Linked DNA regions of Mus musculus: region 1 is linked to region 2. The links are chromatin loops, found by intact Hi-C in ENCODE. Cell type or tissue: heart. All regions are shown on one strand. Links, peaks and the distances in the headings refer to the core of each region. The heading gives the core; the rest is flanking DNA. Region 1 has its middle 66 kb from the start of Rfpl4b. Region 2 overlaps Lama4 (laminin, alpha 4).

Region 1 (8,784 bases), core at 250-8,249, 150 kb before region 2:
CATCTTGATCTGAAGGCAGCAAAAGTGAACTGGCTTGAGCTTCTGAGACCTCAGAGCTTACCCCCATTGACAGACTTTCTCCAACAAAGCCAGGCCTACTCCAAGGCAATGCCTCCTAATAGTGCCGTTCCCTATAGGTCTATGGAGGCCATTTTTATCCAGACCACCCCAAGGCTATACACACTTTCCACTTTAATCTGCACCACAGGCAGGAAATTAGGCTAAGGAATAATGAATACAGTCATTCACTGATTGAATTACTGTGATAGTAGGTATGCAGGTATGTCAATAAAATGGTTTGGGATAACTTTTAGTCCTACAAAGCAAATCTAAGAAGGTCTGTGTCCTATGCCTTCAAAGACGGGAAGTCTCTGAATTTTTAATATCAACTCTCAAGAAATCAGTGTGTCTTCCCCTGGCAAGAATAGTTGTATAGCACTATTCCTGGGGAGATATGAATAAATGTCTACTCACCTCAAACAGGGAAACTGAACTACAGATACCACCACAGTCCAGTTTGGTGAATCAATTAGTATTAATGGGGTTACTTACAGGAATATGGGTGAGCGGTAGTTTACAGAAGCAGAAATGACTCAAAGACAGATGCATCACCAAAGCCCAGCCCAGCACAGGTGACAGCTCACAACAGCTGGGAACCTGGAACACACTATACAGCCTGCAGGCATCTCAAGAGGTTGGGGAATGTCCTTTCCAAGTGACTCAGTTGGTCTAAACCTCTTCCAGACATCTGGGCTTCTCAGGAGTCTACTTTGCAGTTTGCCTCCTTTGAAAGTGACTTGTAATAATCTTTTCTGTTTGTGCACTCTCTGGAAAAGATGGCCTTAAAGACCATGGTCATTTTCAGGGACTTCCTAAAGCTATTTTGAGTGATTTACTTCCTGTCTTAATGAGCTTCCCTGCAAGATGGAATGTTTCAATCTGAGGGGGGAGAAACCTGATACACAGGGTTGAAGCATGGAAAGATGGAAATCTAGTGACTGCAGCTATAGCTAGTGGCAAGGATGTTTGCCTGCTGAGTGCACTGTTCCATGTCCTACACTGTTAAAGATACAAGCAAAAGGGTATGCTCCAGCTTCTGAAGTTATAACGCCAATACAACTGTTCCATACAGTGACACTGTGAAGGTATAACCCCAGACACAACTGTTTCATACAGTTACCCTGGATTTTTTACTATCACGTACTCTGGTGAAATCTAGATGACCCTACAACCAAGTCCTTTCAGGCCAGATGGGGAGTGCTCTCCCTGGTATCTCAGACAGGGGACTGTACACAGGGAACAGTGCTTGGTACAAATACAAACAAAAGGTTTGCTATGCTTTGTGCAGAAACTCTTCTTGGGCTGTGTAAGCAGGTTGTTCAGCTCACTTTCTAAGACAGCTGAGAGGCATCCCTCTGTGCTGCCTCCCCTGGTGTTGCAATACTCATATCAGAAAAAAACAGTCTCTTTCCAGGGCTCCTTTCTTGCTAGTTTTTAATAGAGTAGGCTGAGATGGTAACAAGAGAGGGAAGCAGCTGCAACAGACAGCAGAGCCATGGTGGCAGCCCTGTTGGTGATAATGGATCTGCCATTGTCACCTAGTCCTGAGGAAGAGGTGGGGGTGGCAGGCCACTTTGACAGACACAAAAGAGATAGAGCTGAGGAGAGCAGCCAGCTAGCCACTCTGGAAACTAGGGAACCAAGAGGGACCTGACCTTAGTAAATAGCAGCTGAACCATGAGCCTGGGGAACTGCACGGCTCTGATGAGCAGCAGGAGTGTGGCCAAGGCATCCTCAGCAGCCATGCTGAGCAAGAAGCAGAAGTAGAACTGAACAGTCTGTAGGCCAGGCTGCAAAACCAACCAATGATCAGCCGCATTGCTGACATCTCCCAGGGAGGCAGAGCTACACCTCAAAGGAAAGAATGAGGCTTGGTGGTTTTTGTAGCTGCTTTCGGAGCATCAGCAGCCACGAAAGTGGTCACAGGAAACTATCACATTATACTATTTTGAGCAAAGCTCTATAACTCTGAAAGAAAAATAACTTTGATAAAGTGTCTTTGATCTGATGTTTTAGAAGATTGGGCGATGGTAGCTTGGGTCATCACACAGTAATATGCTGGAGTTTATTTTCTTAGCAGCCTCAAAACATGTTACTGAAGGTTTCCTCTCTTCCTCTTCTTAAGCATTGCTGTGCTCCCCTAGCAGACGAGTTAACTAAAGAACAACAGTTCCTATGTCCATTCCCATAGGATCTGAAAGGACCAAGGAAGTCAAAACAGTAATACAGCATATCTTCAGAATCTACAAAATACAGGAAGGTGTGTGTATAGGATTAAATAGCGCTCAAGGGCTAATAAAGACAACAGCGGCCTCATTCTTTCCATTATCTCTCATATATTCATCAGAACATTTTATACCTTACACACGAGCTGTTCCCTTTGCTTACAGACCATTTACACAGTCACCTATTGGTTCCCAGCTACAACTGGAAACCATCTTGGCAGTGTGTCATGACAAAGCCTGCTTCAGTGATCATGAGGACTGGGGAAAAGTTCACATGTGTAAACAGACACTGTACCATGGAAACTGAAGAGTACAGTCACTTTTAAGTCTACTAACACGATCAAGTTTATGCATAAATTCAGAATATGAGGAAGAAAGATTTGAAAATGATTATTCAGAGGAATTGACACTGTGCACACCGATCGTTTTTATATACCAAGGACAGGGAGGCAGAGTCAGTTTTCACTTTTGTCTCAAAGGTAAGGATGCTAGGTTTAAAGTGACCATCAGAGACACTTGCCTGTGGCCTCTACAGTGCAAACATGGTAGACACATGCTAAATTCCTGCCCAGGAAATCAAGAGAGACTGAGGTCAGCAGATGGCTTTGGTAATAGGCAGTAAGGTGAGGCATGTTGGGAAAAGAGTGGTTAAAGGTCTGGTAATCCCAAGGAACAGATGTAGCTCTTAAGGGGTAGATTGAAATCCCTGATTCCCTGTTGTCTATCAGCTGGGGTCTTCTCTTGCAACCACAGGCCATGTGTAGATCTTTGTTACTTTTCCACACTTCACTGAGTTGTAGTCTGAATATAATGTAATGAAACACAAAGACTGTCTGTTCTCTTTACCTTTGTCTAATCATGAAAATACCTTTCTATTCTGTTGGGTAGAACCAAGCCCACATACAGTGAGCAGGGGTTATACAAGATTGTCACCAGATAGGCTAGAAACAGAGAAAAGATGGAGAGGAGGATGGCTGTCTGGAAGTTTCATTTTGTTTAATCTGCTTTTAATTTTTAATATTCTTTCTCTTTCATTTGTTTGGTTATTTTTTGTTTTGGGTTTTTTTTTTGTTTTTGTTTTTGTTCTGTTTTTGAGCCCACATAATGGAAGCCTTCATATATTCCAAAGGTCTAAAAGAATCAGTGTACATTCAACTTAGCTAGATGAAGTCACTTTCCTGGCATGTTCTGTGGGAGTCCTCACATTGGGCAGCTTCTTCATGTAGGCATGCGTGATGGTGTGCCACTGTAAGAACTCTCAGGAGACAGCCAGAGGGAAAACATCAATTTTTCAAAGCAGAGTCAACACAGTGGCTTTGCTGACCTAAATGGACCTGACAGCTAAGTCAGAGAAGACTGAGCTGAGAGGAGGAGCTGAACATTCACATTTGCTTGAAAGCACTCACAGGGTACAGGAGAGAAAAACTTAAGCCCTGGGTGAAGTTACAACACTGGGGGCTGGATGAGTCTGTACACCTAATCTCCACTCAGGAGCTCTCCTCGAGGCCTCTGGGGGCAGTCTTTGCTGTTATTATTGTTTGATTTCCTATCCTGGGGACAAGGAACTGAGGCACATATTTTAAAAGCAGACCTGACCTCCAGGTTCTCCCAGAATTCAGTAGTCCCTACCTTGCATTTACCCTACCCCCAACCTTTCAGCCCGGGGGCTGGACTGCCCTTCCCCAAAGGCTTCTCCCTATATAATTCAGACATTTCATCATTTTTTTCATTTTTGTGTTTCTCTCTCCTCTCTCCCCTCTCCTCTCTCCTCTCCACCCTTTCTTTAATTCTCCCCTGCTCCTTTCTCCCCATGGCAACTCCCCTGGCCTCAGTCCTTGGGGCCAGTGAACTTGCTTGCCAAAAAACATCTTCCCAGTAAACCTGCCTTTAATAAATTCTAATCTGGCTTGAATTGGCTCATTTCACCAGTGAAGAAATAACCTATCAATCATTATTTCTCTCCTTTTCAGAGCATTCTCCAGAGATGAAGGCCTTGAAATGTCCTTCCTCGTATGCTGAGTTCTGGAGAATTATCTAGTTGTACACTCTCAACTCACAACCAGATCACTCACAAATGTTCTTGAGCCCATGTTAGGGTGGCACCTCTCGGACTGAAGCCTTGCTTCCAACATGTCCATTCATCTGAGGTTCCAGCAAGTAAACCCAGCTTAATAGATACAGCACATCTGCTCAAATGAAATGAAGCTCCAGCAAGAAACCACAGCTGAATAGGCAAAGCTCAAAAGTAATGGGACACTGGATATTTCTAACTTCATGGAAATGTTGGACTATCCTGTTATCTTAGCTGATGACCTTCATCCTCATGACACTAAGAAAACAGAAGCAATTGGAAGAAACTTTTCACAGGCTTCTGCCAAAGCACACACCCTTATTCCACCTCTACAAAACTGAAATTTCTGGTCTCTGGAAAGCTGCTCCCTCTGTGTGACAGATAACACCTACTCTGGTTCTCTTCTCTAGCTCAGACACCCTCCATTTATCTGCTCGATTTCATCCAAATTTAAACGCCCTTCATTTTTCCTACCTTAAGTTAGAAAAACAAAGTCCATGCTCTTGCTGGGTCCTGTGTTTCTTTTCAAGTCTCCCCTATCCTCTTCGTCCCTTGCAAGAAATCTCTCTAGTGTTCATTACCCTCCTGTTCTCTCTTGAGTACCTGTCAGGCGTTTGCTCCCAACACTCAAAACTCTGCTGACTTGATCTAAAGAAAATTGCCAGTTCTTTCCGGTTGGTGTCAGCCCTGCACTACCTTGGGCACAAACTCTGCAGAAGGTCCCATGTTTCCCCAGAGGACTCCCCGGCTGCACGCGCCCTAGCACGCCCAGGATCTTGGGAATCACTGGTGAGTGGAATGCAACATCTGTTCCAAAACAACCGGGAGTGGCTTGTGCCAGAATGAACACTGATAAAGGAAACCTGCCCACCAACGGCTGGGGTTCCTTCCAGTTGACACCAGCCCCATACCCAACTCGGCAAAAGGTCCCACGGCCCCCAGAAGACTCTCTATGCTGCAGGCGCCCTAGCATACCCAGAATCTTAGGATCACTGAGGAAAGTCGGCCTCCAGAGAGGGCTCTGATCCCCGGACTCAGGTGAGAGCACCATCTTATATCCCGGGTCTCTCAAACACCAGTCAGCACAGGAGAGCATGTGGGCCACAGGAGCAACAGAGCTTCTTGGACAGGGTCCCTTTGGGCCTTCAACTTCAGCCAGGAGGTGGATCTGAGCTCCAGACCTCTGTATACCTTCCCTGCAAGAGGAGAGCATACCTGCAGAGAGAGTGCTTTGACCACTAGGACTCAGGAGACAGTTGGACTCCCAGGAGTGATGAAAGAGGCTAACAGAATCACAGAAGGAACAAGCTCCAGCCAGAGACAGCTAAAACATCTAATACCAGAGATACCAAATGGCGAAAGGCAAACATAAGAATCTTACTAACAGAAACCAAGACCTCTCAGCATCATCAAAACCCAGTACACACACCACTCTCGGATACCCCAACACATCCGAAAAGCAAGATTCAGATTTAAAATCATATCTCATGATGCTGGTAGAATATTTTAAGAAGGGCATTAATAACTCACTTAAAGAAATACAGGTCACCAAACCCAGACACTATTGCATATTCCAGACAGATTTTTCTGAAGGGACCCTGTTATAGCTGTCTCGTAGAGGCTATGCGAGTGCCTGGCAAATACAAAAGTGAATGCTCACAGTCATTTATAAGATGGAACACAGGGCCCCCCAATTGAGAAGCTAGAGAAAGCACCCAAGGAGCTGAAGGGGTCTGCAACCCTATAGGTAGAACAACAATATGAATATTGCCCCAGAGCTCATATCTCTAGCTGCATATGTAGCAGAAGATGGCCTAGTTGGCCATCACTGGGAAGAGAGGCCCCTTGGTATTGCAAACTTTATATGCTCCAGTACAGGGGAATGCCAGGACCAAGAAGCAGGAGTGGGTGGGTAGGGGAGCAGAACGGAGGGGGGATATAGGGAACTTTAAGGATGGCGTTTGAAATATATAATATATAAAGAATATATAAAATATATAAAGAAAATATCTAATAAAAAATAAATTAAAAAAAAAGAAATACAGAAGAACACTCCTAAACAGGTAGAAGTCCTTAAAGAGGAAGCACAAAAATCCCTCAAAGAATTACAGGAAAACACAACCAAACAAGTGATGGAATTGAACAAAACCATCCAAGATCTAAAAATGGAAGTAGAAACAATAAAGAAAACCCAAAGAGAGACAACTCTGGAGATAGAAATCCTAGGAAAGAAATCAGGAAGCATAGATGCGAACATCAGCAACAGAATACAAGAGATGGAAAAGAGAATCTCAGGTGCAGAAGATTCCATAGAAAACATGGACACAACAATCAAAGAAAATGCAAAATGCAAAAAGATCCTACCTCAAAACATCCAGGAAATCCAGGACACAATGAGAAGACCAAAACTAAGGATAATAGGTATAGATGAGAATGAAGATTTTCCAATTTAAATGGCCAGTGAATATCTTCAACAAAATTATAGAAGAAAACTTCCCAAACCTAAAGAAAGAGATGCCCATGAACATACAAGAAGTCTACAGAACTCCAAATAGACTGGATCAGAAAAGAAATTCCTCCTGACACATAATAATCAGAACAACAAATGCACTAAATAAAGATAGAATATTAAAAGCAGTAAGGGAAAAAGGTCAAGTAACATATAAAGGCAGACCTATTAGAATTACACCAGACTTCTCACCAGAGACAATGAAAGCCAGAAGATCCTGAACAGATGTTATACAGACACTAAGAGAACACAAATGCCAGCCCAGGTTACTATACACAGCAAAACTCTCAATTACCATAGATGGAGAACCCAAAGTATTCCATGACAAAACCAAATTCACACAATATCTTTCCACAAAACCAGCCCTTCAAAGGATAATAAAGGGAAAACTCCAACACAAGGAGGGAAATGATGCCCTAGAAAAAACAAGAAAGTAATCTTTCAACAAACCTAAAAGAAGATAGCTGCAAGAAGAGAATCCCAACTCTAAAAACAAAAATAACAGGAAGTAACAATTACTATTCCTTAATATCTCTTAATATCAATGGACTCAATTCCCCAATAAAAAGACATAGACTAACAGACTGGCTACATAAACAGGACCCAACATTTTGCTGCATACAGGAAACTCACCTCAGAAAAGCTGGAAAACAGTTTCCCAAGCAAATGATCTGAAGAAACAAGCTGGAGTAGCCATTTTCATATCGAATACAATCAACTTCCAACCCAAAGTTATCAAAAAAGTCAAGGAATGGCACTTCATACTCATCAAAGGTAAAATCTTCCAAGAGGAACTCTCAATTCTGAATATCTATGCTTTAAATGCAAGGGCATCCACATTCATTAAGGAGACTTTAGTAAAGCGCACATTGAACCTCACAAAATAATAGTGGGAGACTTCAACACCGCACTCTCATCAATGGACAGATCCTGGAAACAGAAACTAAGCAGAGATACATTGAAACTAACAGAAGTTATGAAAGAAATGGATTTAACAGATATATACAGAATATTTTATCCCAAAACAAAAGGATATACCTTCCTCTCAGCAAATCATGGTACCTTCTCCAAAACTGACCATATAATTGGTCACAAAACAGGCATCGACAGATACAAAAATAATGAAATTATCCCATGCATCCTATCAGATCACCATGGACTAAGGCTGATCTTCAATAGCAACATAAATAATAGAAAGCCAACATTCACGTGGAAGCTGAACAACTCTCTACTCAATGATACCTTGGTCAAGGAAGATATAAAGAAAGAGATTGAAGCCTTTTTAGAGTTTAATGAAAATGAAGCCACAACATACCCAAACTTATGGGACACAATGAAAGCAATCCTAAGAGGAAAACTCATAGCTCAGAATGCCACCAAAAATAAATCAAAGAATATCTCAGAAGATGAAAAGATCTCCCATGCTCATGTATTGGCAGGATTAATATAGTAAAAATGGCTATCTTGCCAAAAGCAATCTACAGATTCAATGCAATCCCCATTTAAATTTCAACTCAATTCTTCACAGAGTTAGAAAGGGCAATTTGCAAATTCATCTGGAATAACAAAAAACCTAGGATAGCAAAAACTATTCTCAACAATAAAAGAACCTCTAGTAGAATTACTATGCCTGACCTCAAGCTGTACAACAGAGCAGTTGTGATAAAAAGTACATGGTACTGGTACAACAACAGACAGGTAGATCAATGGAATAGAATTGAAGACCCATAAATGAACCCATACACCTATGGTCACTTGATCTTTGACAAAAGAGCTAAAACCATCCAGTGGGGAAAAAAGCAGCATTTTCAACAAATGATGCTGGCTCAGCTGGCAGTTATCATGTAGAAGAATGTGAATTGATCCATTCTTATATCCTTGTACAAAGCTTATATCCTTGTACAAACCCTAAGTGGATC
Region 2 (8,784 bases), core at 279-8,278:
TATATATCAGCTCATGCAAAAAAAAAATGTCATAACGGATGTATAGGAAAAAATATTAAAAGTCTCAGCGTGGGTTTTTACCTACCTTAGACCATTTATGTTCCAAGGTGAAAGACACCTTGTGTGCCTAGGCAGCACAACAGCTGGGCAACTGCCTACCCTCCATGCTGTTAGAACCTACCTTCCTATTCATAACCCAAGTTATTACTTACTATGTTTCATCTGGGCTGCTCTTAGCCCTAATTGGCCAGCCCACATGGCCACGTTTCTATGGCTTACCTAACCATGGCAGCTGTCCTTCCTCCTCTCATGGACGTTCTTCTTTTCTCCTATGGGAGCTTCCTTCTGCTTCTCCCAAACCTGCCAAACCTTAACCCTACCTGTCTCTTCTGCCCAGCTATTGGCATCTTTATTCACTAATCACAATTAACTGGAGGCAGGGTCACTCAAGATCATACATGCAGCTTCTCTGTCTCTGAGGCGCCAGTCCTGGGGACCCCAAATTAGCATCAGAATACAAGCAGCATTAGTCAAAACCACTACAGGAAATATATCAAAAGCATCTGGTCCTTCCAAAAAGACAAGATGGTAAAAACTGTGTTTCTGGTCTAGAAACATTAAAGACCTGTCATTTCACAGTTACTGAGACAGGTGCTAAGAGATTGAAGTAAACATAGGCCCTGCTCTCAAGGTGCCACAGTCTAGCAGGGAACAGGTACCTTTTTTTTTTTTAATGATGTACCATTTAGCAATGGGTCCTGATACAGGAGAAACTGTAAGTCTGAGGAACAAACATTGAATCCTCTCATTAGGGAAGGTTGCCTTGGGTGTTGCTAGTGACAAGGAGTTTATAGAGAACATCTAAGCAGGGGAAATGTGCCATAATACAAAAGATGTAAAAATATAGCATATATTTTCTTGGCACCTGAAGAATATTGACCTTGCCCTTGAAGTTGGTTTAAGTCTAAGACAATAGGCAAGAATTAACAGTTGAAGATATCATCAGCTAGACCATGAAGAACCATTGCCTGACATACTCAGAGAAGTATGGCTTTCAAACATTGAAGTCATTGAAGTATTTACAGCAAAATAGCTGATTAGATTTGCATTTCAGAAGCATTTCTTCTTCTGTAGAGAGGATAGTCTTGGTCGAGGAAGAGTGTGAAGGTGGGGTGCAATGGGAGACTGCCACAGGAGATGAGAAAAGAGAGATTGGTTTCTTCCTTGCCTTCACTTCTAAAGGAGTGTGATGGACTGAGACTGGGGAGATGTAAGAGGAGAGAAGCAAGGATGACAGGTAGGACAAAAGTGGGTCACATGACCAATTAGGATTCATATGACCAAATAGAAGTCATGTGACCAATTAGAAGTCATGTGACTGCAATGGCTTGTGCTGTAAGATCGAGAATCGACAAATGAGACCTCAAAAAATTGCAAAGCTTCTGTAAGGTAAAAGACACTGTCAATAAGACAAAAAGACCATCAACAGATTGGGAAAGGATCTTTAACAATCCTAAATCCGATAGGGAACTAATATCCAATATATATATAGAACTCAAGAAGATGGACTCCAGAAAATCGAATAACCCTATTAAAAAATGGGGTACAGAACTAAACGAAGAATTCTCAACTGAGGAATACCGAATGGCTGAGAAGCATCTGAAAAAAATGTTCAGCATCCTTAATCATCAGGGAAATGCAAATCAAAACAACCCTGAGATTCTACCTCACAACAGTCAGAATAGCTAAGATAAAAAATTCAGATTACAGCAGATGCTGGTAAGGATGTGGAGAAAGAGGGACACTCCTCCATTGTTGGTGAGATTACAAGCTGGTACAACCATTCTGGAAATCAGTCTGGTGGTTCCTCAGAAAATTGGACATAGTACTACCGGAAGATCCAGCAATACCTCTCCTGGGCATATACCCAGAAGATGTTCCAACTGGTAAGAAGGACACATGCTCCACTATGTTCATAGCAGCCTTATTTATAATTGCCAGAAGCTGGAAAGAACCCAGATGCCCCTCAACAGAGGAATGGATACAGAAAATGTGGTACATTTACACAATGGTGTACTACTCAGCTATTAAAAATAATGAATTCATGAAATTCTTAGGCAAATGGATGGATCTGGAGGATATCATCCTTAATTAGGCAACCCAATCACAAAAGAACACACATGATATGCACTCACTGATAAATGGATATTAGCCCAGAATCTTAGACAATCCAAGATAAAATTTGCAAAACACATGAAACTCAAGAAGGAAGGCTGGATACTTCGCTCGCTCCTTCTTAGAATGGGGAACAAAATACCCATGGAAGGAGTTACAGAGACAAAGTTTGGAGCTGAGACAGAAGGAAGGACCATCCAGAGGCTGCCCCACCCAGGGATCCATCCCATATATAACCACCAAACACAGACACTATTGCATATGCCAGAAAGATTTTGCTGACAGAACCCTGATATAGCTCTCTCTTGTGAGGCTATGCCAGTGCCTGTCAAATACAGAAGTGGATGCTCACAGTCATCTATTGGATGGAACACTGGGCCCCTAATGAAGGAGCTAGAGAAAGTACCCAAGGAGCTAAAGGGTTCTGCAACCCTATAGGAGGAACAACAATATGAACTAATCAGTACCCCCCAGAGCTGTCTCTCTAGTTGCATATGTAGCAGAGGATGGCCTAGTGTGCCATTAATGGGAGGAGAGGCCCTTGGTCTTGCGAAGATCATATGCCCCAGTACAGGGGAATGCCAGGGCCAGGAAGCAGGAGTGGGTGGGTTGGGAGCAGGACAGAGGGGAGGGCATAAGGGGCTTTGGGGATAGCATTTGAAATGTAAATGAAGAAAATATCTAATAATAAACATTAAAAAGAAGTCATGTGACCAATTAGAAGTCATGACCTGTTAGATAGAAGTCATATGACCAATTAGAAGTTATAGGAGCAAAGAGCGAATTTCCACCTGGGTGGAATGGATGAGTAAGATTAAAACTACAGATTGAATGACTCTGGACAATTTAAGTTTGAGGTAATTTCCTGTAGATGTCCAGAGACAGCTGGAGACTCAAGTCAGCAGCTCAGACCTAAGATGGGGGATACACAGGTATCTGGATGTCACTAAACAGAAGGAAGAGAAGCCCACAAATGTTGACATCCACCATTCAGGTTTGAAGAAACACACCAATATTCCTACTGTCTCCATTTACACTTGTTCCCCAGAGTAGTGACTAAAATTCCCTTACTTTCAATCACAAAAGAATTGCAACTTAAATAATAAAATTCATGATGATCCTACAGATTGGTTATCATCATTGCTTAATTCAAATAAATATGAGGAAAATTCACCACTATGGTGAATACATGATCAACTCTTTTTAAAGATGTAATTAATCAACAAGTTTATAACTATGGTTAATGTTTTAACTACATGTTTTTATTTCTGTTTTAAAGCAAGGTACACCTGTTTGATCGCATGCACATACCATTATTTTCCTTCCATAAGCAAAGCGCCAGGAAAAACATTAGATCTTTTTAAAAAATCCCTAAATACTGCATTATATTTGGTAATTTTTTAATTTCCAGGAATAAATGTCCACTTTACATTATTTCTATGAGTATGTCTGTACAGATAAAGATGGATGACTATCGGATTCTGTCCATCTTTATGTCTCACAGCACCCTCTGGTGTTCATTAGCTAAAAGTTTTCTTATAAATGCATCTCTTCACATTTTAAAGTTAAAAGTTTAAAGACAGAGTCATAACAATAGAACATTTCTTTGACGTATAAGACCAAAGTGTATGTGTGTGTGTGTGTGTGTGTGTTTGTGTGTGTGTGTTCTACTTAGAAAATGAGTTTAGTTTTTTCTGAATATAACATTTAAATGGGATCAAACATAAACATTTTAATGTATTGTATATCATATTTATGTTTTAAAAGTGGTGAAGTGTGGTGTGAAAAATAAGATTCATTTTATTTTCTAAGTCATCTAATTTTTAAACGATTACACAATTTTTTTCTCCAGAAAGCGTTAGATAAGCCGAGGAGAAGACTGGTGCTGGGGAAGGGATGTGATGACTCAGAAGGGACTGTGCAGTCAAGGAATGTAGTTTATGAAGAGTCTGATGGCCATGTTGCCTCTAGCAGATATCCCGTTTTGTATTAAGGAATTTCTGACTTGGCTGACAAATGGCTTCTGTCTTACTAAGGGTTCCTTTTGCTGTGATGAAACACCATGACCAAAGCAAATTGGGGAGGAAAGAGCTTTATTTCACTCGCAGTTACATATAACAGTTCATTATCAAATGCAGGAAGGGCAGGAAGTTGTGCAGGGAAGGAACATAGAGGTAGGACTTAATGGGGAAGCCATGGAGGCATGCTGCTTACTGGCTTGCTCCCCATGTCTTGTTTAGACTGTTTTCATGTAGAACATAAGACAATCAGCCCAGTAGTCCCCCTCCCAAATGGGCTCAGCTCTCACCATCAATTACTAATTTAGAAAATACCCTACAGGCTTGCATCCAGCTAGATCTTGTTGAGGCATTTTCTCCACTCTGATGACTTGTGTCCAGCTGACATAAAACTAACCAGTACAATTTTTAAATGTTTCCTCTATGATAACATTTCAGCATCTCCTTCCTTAGCCACTATAGAGGGACATTTGCTTGGTTTATCTTAGAAAGGGCAAAAACATTGCCATTATTCTCATACCCTAATCCTCTGAGTAGAACTCTATAAAAGAAGAGAGTTTGGAGCAACCACTTCCCTAGTCTGGAGAGCCTGCTCAGTAGCCTCCCAGGACTCCATCCACATGACTTCAGCCTGCCAGCCATGTGATCATTATAGCTCTTTATCACAAAGCTGAACCAAGAAAGCACCAGAAAAGGCAAGCAGACCCTTATTAAATATAGGTTGAAGGACTACTCCTCCTAGCTACAATAACTCATCAATCTATCTGTCCTGTCCAGTGTCAAAAGGAAGGGCATATCCTTAGTGCAATGGAAATAATGTCCACTGATCATCTCCTGACTGTGACCACATACAGAAATGCACACACATATGTGCATATGTGCACACATATGTACATGCACGTGCACATGCACACACTTTTTTCTAAAGCCACAGTGTAGTTGGGATTTAATGATGATAAATACTTTATCAGAGCTCTGAAACAGAGGCACCACACTAAGTGGAGTCAGCCCCTGGGAAAAAAAATTCCATTTACTCTGTGCCAAATCAGCCTGAGATGTTATTTGCACACAAGAACCATCAATGTTGATGGGAAATTGGAATGAAGCTCTGAAAATAGCAGTTATCCCAGTGAGTATATCCTGTAATCTCTGTGGTGATTCGGTTTCAGCAATGGTTGGAGCAGCCAGTAGGAGCATTTTGGGATCTGCCCTCTTTCTTTATCATTCCCTCTTTGACTATGTTTAAGCCCTTCAATCAGAGCACTGTCCATGTGATCAGCATACATAAGCCATTTCCTATTCTGACATCCTGAGATACAGAAACAATTGCAAGGATAAGGCACATGTGATACATGGTTGGTTGGGACAGAACCATGACTTATGACCTTAGTATATTATCGAATTTTAATATCATTCTAGGATCCTAGAACTGATTATTACCTAGTCTTCATGCATGACTCTTAGGACCACTCAGTATGTCATACAGCTGGCACATTGTCGCATCCGCTCTCGACCAGCAAGAACGACACGACCACCAGTCCTTCTAACAGCAGTTTATTCAGTCTTCATCTTTCTTCTTGTTTATATCTCCCCCGAACCCTGGGCCTCTCACTCTTTTATACTCTCAGTTCCCATCCACGCACAGCAGGCCACGCCACCTCACCAGGCACGCAGCTTCAGCTAATCAGGGCAGCAGGGGCATATCTCCATCAAAATGGATTCACCGGTATCCTGGTACACCTGCGCAGCTCTCAAGATGTTTGTGGCTTATATGAGGAAGTCAGGTGCAAGTCATATGACTTAGCTGCAGTCCCTGGTGCCTTTGGGACTGCCGCCACATCCGCTCCTCACAGCACATGACAGGAAAGTTCCTCATGTTTGTCAAATGAGTACTGTCTTAGGTTTTTACTGCTGTGAACAGACACCATGACCAAGATAAGTCTTATAAAGGACAACATTTAACTGGGGCTGGCTTACAGGTTCTCAGGTTCTGTCCATTATCATCAGGGCAGAAACATGGCAGCTTCAGGGCAGGCATGGTACAGGAGGAGCTGAGAGTTCTACATCTTCATCTGAAGACTGCTAGAAGAAGACTGACTTCCATGGAACTCAGATAAGGGTCTTAAAGCCCACATACACAGTGACACACCTACTCCAACAGGGCCACACCTTCTAATAGTGAGCCAAGCATAAACCAACCATCACAAGTACATTATATTCACCCATCCTCATAGGTGAGTATATAACATAAATCTAATGTTTATTTGTATAATTTGTAGGGAAGTCAAGCCTCAAGAAAGGGTATGCTGGTTGAGAAGGAAAGCATGGATACAATTGACCAAGCAACCCATCTTGTCGAGCAAGCCCACAACATGAGGGACAAAATCCAAGGTAAGTATCTTCCCTTTTGTTTAACTTCATGTCAAGGAAACATCCATGTGTGGTTGACAATTGAATAACAGGTATTGTCAGGGATTGCTGTGTGCAGGAGCATATTGTTCAAATGGCTACAGGTTTTAGCTTCCGTACAGTCTTCATGGTGACTTTGCACGTTAAGATTTCTAAACGCCTGTTCCTATGTATCTCTCAGTGTTCAAGAATAAATATACACAATCACTCTTTCAAGGCATTCCACTACATTTAATGCCACACTCCTTTTCTACCAGAGGAAATGTGGTGTCTTTAAACTGAAAGAGTTTAGTAGGAGTCACATTTTTTCCAATTATTTGAAGCCCTCAAATATGTCTCTGGTATATGAATAAACCATGTCGGGTGTGGCTGTACATACCTCTGATCTCAGGACTTGGGAGATAGAGGAAGGTGGATATCTGTGAGTTGAAGATGAACCTGGTCCACATAGCCAGTTTCAGGCTAGTTTTGGGTCATGCTATGAAACCCTGTATCAAAAATATGGGAGGCAGGGGTGGGGGTGAGGAGAATTAGAGCAAACCAGTCCAAATAATTTCTGGCTGTTTGTGATGCTCTTCCTTACTGACCAGCAGAGAAGTTAGTAGCTCAGGTTTGCAACCCAAAAGCAAAGGGACAAAGGCCTGTGAGTGATTCCGTGTCCTAAAGCATTGTGGCAGGATCTACCCGTCCTGCTGAAGATTCCACTCTTCTGAGCTCTGATTTCCACTAAGTGCAGGCTGCATCTTGAAGAGTGTTTTAACAGTGCAGGAAATCTGTCTTCAATTTCCCAACAGAAAGAGACTGCATTTGTTCTAGGATAAAGAGACATTCCTCGGGTTAGAGTCAGCGAAGATCTGCTATTTGTTTCCATGGGTTTTTTTTTTTTTTTTTTTTTTTTTTTGCTACATATCAGGAGTTAGGTGTCAATACCAAATGCATCTCAGGGCACAGTGACAGTAAAGAGACTCACAGTGAGAGATTCATATCTTTGCACTGAGGAGCCAGGAGCATATTCTAGGCTAAGGAACATATAAAGCCAAAATTGATCTTTGCTTCGCTTCCTTGGATGCCTGTAAAGCACAGGAAAAGCAAGTGGCGTGCATTTCAGACTTCCTGCTGCCTTCCTCCAAGCTCATGTGTTTGCATTTACTGATAACGTATTCCTTTCCTAAAGCATTGGTCTATTGATCTGTTCAGTCAGTGAGACAGAACCTAGAAATATGCCCTCGTATTTATCCAATTGAGAAATAAATGCCCCATTAGGCAGCAGATAAAGTCAAGAGCCTTCTAAGCCAGACAGAGGAAGTATTCACCTTTGCTATTTAGCAAACCAGGCCTTGGTCATTAGGTGTTTCCTTTGAAAAGAGTCTGAACCATCTTACTTGTCCTTTGGTCATGGGAAAAGACAGAGGAAAAAAATACCAAGGAAAGGGAAGAAGGAAACTAATTTTTATCAGTTTTCATTTCTTTAAAATAATGTATGAATAGTCTCCAAAGACAAAGGCACAAGTGTCACTGTATATATACAGTGCTAATCTGTCCCAGACATAGCTAAAACAAAACAGCCTGAGACTGAACAGAATTTACATCAAAATGCCAACTAATTCAGCTTTGCCCCACCAGAACCTGGGGTGAAGGTGGGAGTGGGGGATGGTGTGTTTGATTTATTTAAGGTTTACATTTAGTTTATTTCAATAAATCGTATTTTAGACTTTGTATGAAAAGTGAATGTTTAAAGCTTTGATACTTGGGGTTTGGAGGGGTTAGCAATGTTGATGTCCCTGTAACACTCACAGTAATGTTTGGAGCATTAAAACCATCTATCCCCATTTATGTCCCTTCTTTCAAAATTCAAGAACACTGCATTGCATCGATAGTACATCATTTCTCATTCCCAACCATCTCTAAAATAGCTGCCAGCGACCTTCAAGCTGGTGTCCACATAAAATACAACTCCTCACCCTGGTGTGATTTATGTGACGCCAGTGTTTGTCACCCATCTTATCTGGCCAACCACATAGATCATGATGAACCACAGACATACAATTTCATTATGCCAGGAAGATAAAGCACTTCCTCCCAGAGCTCCCAGAGAACAAGGGACCCATTCAGCTTCTCCTCTGATCATATGGAATAGGAATGAGGGCATGAAAGAACTGTTACATGCCAGTGTTTAGGCAAG

What was found. Peaks named below come from ENCODE experiments on the same cell type or tissue, not always from the same donor. Only the 100,000 strongest peaks of a DNase experiment are listed, where the experiment ranks them.
Region 1: a loop joins it to region 2, with 7 times the contacts of the local background. A loop is called at or near these places in 35 of 42 quality-filtered maps.

Annotation. Positions count from the first base shown.
Region 1 is chr10:38,883,025-38,891,808 of GRCm38, forward strand. No RefSeq gene overlaps it. Among named protein-coding and RNA genes, the nearest start is that of Rfpl4b, 66 kb to the left of the region's middle. In heart, for the core only: CTCF peaks have their summits at 3,799 and 5,027; a DNase peak (open chromatin) is centred at 1,707; H3K27ac peaks cover 786 bases.
Region 2 is chr10:39,036,109-39,044,892 of GRCm38, forward strand. Lama4 (laminin, alpha 4) reads left to right here. Exons shown (of 38, transcript NM_010681.4): 9 at 6,473-6,584. Among named protein-coding and RNA genes, the nearest start is that of Lama4, 75 kb to the left of the region's middle. In heart, for the core only: a CTCF peak has its summit at 3,668 (motif pointing left); no DNase peak of the experiment used is centred there.